Linked DNA regions of Homo sapiens: region 1 is linked to region 2. Evidence: chromatin contacts called from ENCODE Hi-C or POLR2A ChIA-PET data. All regions are on one chromosome and are shown on one strand. The core of a region is the stretch at or near the end of the contact, and the rest is flanking DNA. Distances in the headings are between cores, read along the strand shown. Region 1 overlaps VSTM2L (V-set and transmembrane domain containing 2 like). Region 2 holds the start of SPAG4 (sperm associated antigen 4).

Evidence for each region. Hi-C counts contacts between places; a loop is a spot of excess contacts on that map. ChIA-PET counts read pairs that join two places held with the same protein, here RNA polymerase II (POLR2A). Pooled maps may share reads with other maps.
Region 1: a loop to region 2 is called in a map with no recorded cell type, with 8 times the contacts of the local background. The contact joins the enhancer-like site here to the promoter of SPAG4 in region 2. A Hi-C loop is called at or near these places in 1 of 37 single-sample maps with no recorded cell type and 2 of 50 pooled maps. POLR2A ChIA-PET finds 5 or more read pairs at or near these places in 1 of 52 experiments (activated B cell).

Annotation. Positions count from the first base shown.
Region 1 is chr20:37,913,660-37,916,445 of GRCh38, forward strand. The region is part of intron 1 of VSTM2L (V-set and transmembrane domain containing 2 like); the gene reads left to right. LOC124904896 (a long non-coding RNA gene) reads right to left here. Exons shown (of 3, transcript XR_007067576.1): 1 at 1,964-2,786. Among named protein-coding and RNA genes, the nearest start is that of VSTM2L, 12 kb to the left of the region's middle. RefSeq lists enhancers at 554-1,401, 1,402-2,249. Within about 2 kb of position 1,378, at least 4 of the 41 ENCODE cell types and tissues checked have a DNase peak (open chromatin) inside an H3K27ac peak, as active enhancers do.
Region 2 is chr20:35,614,227-35,617,174 of GRCh38, forward strand. It overlaps SPAG4 (sperm associated antigen 4), which reads left to right and starts at 1,603. Exons shown (of 12, transcript NM_003116.3): 1 at 1,603-2,081; 2 at 2,910-2,948. The coding sequence starts at 1,778. RefSeq lists a silencer at 1,649-2,378 and an enhancer at 2,809-2,948.

The DNA of each region.
Region 1 (2,786 bases), core at 128-2,627, 2.3 Mb after region 2:
GGAGGCAGGTTCCTTCTGGGCCTGTATCCAGGGACTGCTGGGGCTGAGAGGGGACTCCAGAGGCCAGAGTGGAGCTGCGCCTGGCTGCCTGGGTCTGGCAGAGGCCTCGTGGAGAACCATGTGCATGTATTTAGAAAAGCAGGCTGCAGCTGGAACCTCCAAGAATCGGCTCTGGAGTTTGGTCTTACCCCTGGAGAAGGGGGCAGCCCTGGAAGCCTTCTGAGTGGGGAGGGCGCACGGCCAGGTTGGCGTCGGAGTGGGTTGGCCGTGGTGAGTGGAGATGGGGAGCTGAAGCAGGACTTGGGGCTGGATGCGGGCGTGCACGGACAGGAGAGGCTGCTCCCGGGAAGGCGCTGAGTTTGGTGTGAGCCTTGCTGAGTTTGTGGTTCATGGGATGCTGGGGCTGGCCGGTATCCAGGGAGGGTGGGAACGTGGGATCAGAAAAAGAGGGAATTGTGTGTGTGTGTGCGCGCACGAATGTGTGTGTGCGTGTGTGTATGTGTGTGGTGTGTGTGCATATGTGTGTATGTGTGGTGTGTGCATGTATGTGTGTGTATATTGTGTGGTGTGCATGTATATGTCTATGTGTGTGTATATCTGTGTATGTGTGGTGTCTGTGTGTATATGTGTGGGTGTGTGGGTGTGTGCATCTGTGTGTATGTGTGTGGGGTATGGGTGTATGTGTGCATGTGTGTGGGGTGTTTATATATGTGTGTGGGTGTATGTGTGGGTGTGTGTATGTATGTGTGGGTATGTCTGTATATGTGTGTATTGTGTGTATGTGTATGTGTGTGTGTATTGTGTGTATGTGTGTATTTTGTGTGTGTGTATTGTGTGTATGCGTGTGTGTTGTGTGTGTGTGTACACTGGCCTCCTTTCTAGTCCTTGCACACACCAAGTTCCTTCCAGACCTTTTCTCTCCCTGGCTGTTCCCTCTGCCCCTCGTGCTCTCTTCCCGTCTCCCGGCTCCTGGCTCCCCTGTGCTCCACGGACCCCTTAGAGAAGCCAGAAGCACATGACCTGTCAGAGCCGCATCGCACGGCCCGCAGCAGGCATCGGGCTCCCATTCAACACGCCCACCTTGCAGAGGGGAAAACTGAGGCTTAGAGAGGCGTGGTGAGCTGGGGCCCCACACCTAGTTCAAAGCAAGGGTGCAGAGCCCAACCCTATGTTCCCCCAGCCCGGCATTTTAAGGGTGTCTCTTGGGATGGGGGTGGGGTCTTGACTGACCCCTCCTTCCTCAGAGCCCCCAGGCTGGGGCCCGAGGTGGGGAAGGCGGAGAGCTGACGGCGGGGTGTCTGTTTTGCTTTGTGAGGTTTTAAAAAAATCATTTCCGGCGTTGAAGGCGGCGGCAATTAGGGCCTGCTCGCTGGGGAGCTGTTTGCCGCCTGTCGTCGGTCCGGGAAAGGGTCCCTAATGGAGGCCCGGCGGCCAGAGCGCAGGATAGTGGAAATAGTGCTCAAAACAAAGCTTCACTAATGGTCTCCCGGCAGGCAGCGGAGGAGAGGGAGGGGCGGTCGGACAGCGGCTGAGGGCCCCTGGGACAGGGCCCAGATCCACCAGCTCCTCTCTCCATGGCCCTCAGACACCCTCCAGCTAGTGCGGGAAGCCCCGGGCCCCACCCGCGCTGCTGCCTTCTTGCTCTGTGCTCTTGGCCTGTGAAATTCCCTCCCAGGCTCTGGGAACACTAAGCGCCAAGGTCCTGGGGTGGGGCCCAACCCCTTCAGCCATGAATTCTCTGGTTCTAGAATAGCCCTAGGGTTTAATAAGTCCAAGGGGCCCGGAGCCTTGAAGAAGGAGGAGCTTCTTCAAGTAGAGCCAGGCTACGTGAGGAGGTGACAGGAGAGCAGCCTGATCCTGTCCGGGAGCCCACTGTGTGCCTGCGTGATGTCACTGCAGCACCGCTCACAGCACCCATTTTACAGATGAGGAAACCGGGCTAGAAGCTCAGAGATTCACCTACCTTGAGGAGGTGCAGTTGGGTTGAAATCCAGGTCAGCCTGACTCCGGAGCCCACATATTTACTGTTGCTTCCTTGAATTTCGCAGACACGATTGGGCAGGGGTGGCAGGGGCTGGGGCTGGGGCATGTACTAGGTCCTGGGTGGGGGGTCAGGTTTGACCGAGGCCAGGTTCTGGTCAGGGTGGGGCCACCACCACCCTACCCACTGGGCACCCTCAGAGCCTCTGTTCTGGAACATCCCAAGTGCCTGCCTCCATCTGTCCCTGTCCGTTGGTCTCTGCCTCCCCTTTTGCCCCGTCCTTCATGTCCCTGGCCCTCCTGCCTCCACCCTCAGCGCCCCTTACAGCCCTCACTGTTCTTTCTCCTCAGTGGCTCTGAGGCTGCTCCTTTCTGGCGTGCTGGAGCAAATCCATCCCTGTGATTGATGCAGCCTCCTTTGCTTCCCCCACTTCTTCCCTCTTAGCCCCTCCCGGCAGCAGAGGATGGCTATGCGCCTCGGCTTTGGGATCTGACACTAAGGCTCAAATCCTGCCCCGCTCCAGCCTCTCTGAGCCTCGTTATGCATCCGTGCAATGGGCTCACCCCACTAGCTTTGCAGGATGTACTGGGGAGAATGAAAATAAATGGTATCGGTAGAGACGTCGGGACGCCTGTGTGCCTGCTCCCGGCTCCTGGCTCCCTGCCCCCGCCCCTGCCCTATCTCTGGCTCCCTGAACACTCCCGCGCTTGCCTCCCTCCCTCCCACCTGCTCTCACTCCTTGTGGCCCAGACATGTGGGAAGAGGAGGCGGGAATTCCACTGGGGAAACCTGCTCAACTCCCACA
Region 2 (2,948 bases), core at 353-2,852:
TGCTCCTTCTTAACATTCATTATTTGCAAATATTTGAGCACCTACTACATGCTAGGCTTATCTAGGTGCTGGAGGATACAGTAGTGAATGAAAATCTGTGCCCTGATTAAGTTTATGTTCTAGTGGGCATGGCAGGCAATAAGGAAATAAATAAATGGGCCAGGCATGGTGGCTCACATCTGTAATCCCAGCACTTTGGGAGGCAGAAGTGGGTGGATCACTCAAGCTCAGGAGTTGAAGACCAGCCTGGGCAACATAGCGAGACCCCATCTCTACAAAAAATACAAAAATTAGCTGGGTGTGGTGGCGCAAGCCTGTAGTCCCAGCTACTCGGGAGGCTGAGGCGGGAGGATTGCTTGAGGCCGGGAGATGGAGGTTGCAGTGAGCTGAGATCATGCCACTGCACTCCAGCCTGGGCAACAGAGCGAGACTCCATCTCAAAGAAAGAGAGAAATGAAATATATAGCATGTTAGTGACACGTGCTGAGGAGAAAAACAAAACAGGGAAGGGGGATAGAAACTGGTATTTGCTAAGTGCAATTTTAGATGGGGTTTTCTAGGAAGTGCTGTGACGTCATCACTTGCTTTAAAAGAGGCCAGGCGCAGTAGCTGACTCCTGTAATCCCAGCACTTTGGGAGCCCCAGGCAGGCGGATAACCTGAGGTCAGGAGTTCACGACCAGCCTGGCCAACATGGTAAAACCCCGTCTCTACAAAAATACAAAAATTAGCCAGGCATGATGGCGGGTGTCTGTAATCCCAACTACTCGGGAGGCTGAGGCAGGAGAATCGCTTGAACCCGGGAGGCGGAGGTTGCACTGAGCCGAGATTGCACTACTGCCCTCCAGCCTGGGCGACACAGCAGGACTCTGTCTCAAAAAATAAAAATAAAATAAAAATAAAAATGCTGGGCGCAGTGGCTCATGCCTGTAATCCCAGCACTTTAGGAGGCCGGGGCGGGTGGATCACCTGAGATCGGGAGTTCAAGACCAGCCTGACTAACATGGAGAAACCCCGTCTCTACTAAAAATACAAAATTAGCCAGGCATGGTGGTGCATGTCTGTAATCCCAGCCACTCAGGAGGCTGAGGCGGGAGAATCGCTTGAACCCGGGAGGCGGAGGTTGCAGTGGACCAAGATCGCGCCATTGCACTCCAGCCTGGGCAACAGAATGAGACTCCATCTCAAAAAAAAAAAAAAAAGAAAGAAAGAAAGAAAGAAAGAAAGAAAGAAAGAAAGAAAGAAAGAAAGAAAGAAAGAAAGAAAAAAACTGTTATAGACTGAGTGCCATTTTAGATGGGGTTTTCTGGGAAGTGCTGTGACATCATCGCTTGCTGTAAAAGAGGCCGGGCGCGGTGGCTGACGCCTGTACTCCCAGCGCTTTGGGAGGCCGAGGCGGGAGGATCGCTTGAGCCTAGGAGTTCGAAGTTACAATGAGCTATGATCAGGCCACTGCACTCCAGCCTGGGCAATGAGAAAGACCCTGTCTCTTAAACAACAACAAAGTCAGAAGGAGAGGCTGCCATGGCTACGGCTCCAGGTGACGTCACGGCCAGCTCCGTGACGCGCGGCCAGGGCAGCCCGCGGAGACCGAGGCTCCTCTGTGACGTCAGCAGCCGGCCGGGACACAGCGGGAGGGCAGGTGCGGCCGCGGGGCCTGCCGACTTCACGCAGGGTCCGTGGGGTCCCCGCGGCGCGCAGCGGCTGAAGGAGGCCCCAGGGCCTTGGCGACCGCAGCGGCGGCTTTAGCGTCAGTGACTAGGCAGCAGGGGGTCAGGATGCGGCGAAGCTCCCGCCCGGGCTCGGCCTCGTCCTCGCGCAAGCACACGCCCAACTTTTTCAGCGAGAACAGCTCAATGAGCATCACCTCGGAGGACAGCAAAGGGCTCCGGTCAGCGGAGCCCGGGCCTGGGGAGCCCGAGGGCAGAAGAGCCCGGGGCCCGAGCTGCGGTGAGCCCGCCTTGAGCGCGGGAGTGCCCGGAGGAACCACATGGGCAGGAAGCTCTCAGCAGAAGCCAGCGCCTCGGAGCCACAACTGGCAGACAGCCTGTGGCGCGGCAACCGTGAGGGGCGGGGCCTCGGGTGCGGGCGGGGTCGACCCCGGGTGAGCCAGTGGAGGGGGCGGGGCCTAAAGGGCGGTGCTGGGCGGGGACGGGGCTAAGATGATATCTGGGCACCTCCTACAAGGTGGGTCCTGTAGGGTAAAGGGATGGTGCTAAATGAGATCCCTTAAGGGGCGGAGCCTCGGTGTCCTGGACGGTTATGGGAAGGGGCGGGGAAAATCTTGTGGTTGGGTGCCACTGAGGGGGCGCGGCCTCAATGTTAGCGTGAGTGGCTCCCAGGACAATTGGGTTCCACCAAGATCTAAGGCTGGGGGCGGGTCATCCGTTTGGGGGAGGGACCAACTCTTTTTTTTTTTTTTTTGCAACGGAGTTTCGCTCCTGTTGCCCATGCCATGCAATGGCATGATCTCGGCTCACCGCAACCTCCGCCTCCCGGGTTCAAACGATTCTCCCGCCTCAGCCTCCCGAGTAGCTGGGATTACAGGCGTGCGCCACCATGCCCGGCCAATTTTTGTGTTTTTAGTAGAGACGGGGTTTCTCCGTGTTAATCAGGCTGGCCTCGAACTCCCGACCTCAGGTGATCCGCCCGCCTCGGCCTCCCAAATCGCTGGGATTACAGGCGTGAGCCACCGCGCCCGGCCAGGAGACCAACTCTTGACGGAGCCTCCCTGAGGGGCGGGGCTTCAGAGGGCGGAGCTGGAGCCGGGATAGGGCTGCGGTGGGACCAAAGCCTGTGAGAGACTTCCCAGCTGTCTGGCTTGTGGACTGAGCAATCTGCGGCCCGGTCTCGAGGGGAAAATAGGTCTGTGGTCCGCAAGGCCCCAGTGGAGCCCTTGGGTTCCCGCAGAACCGACTGGGTCTCCAGTAGTCTCTGAGGAGCCGCTCG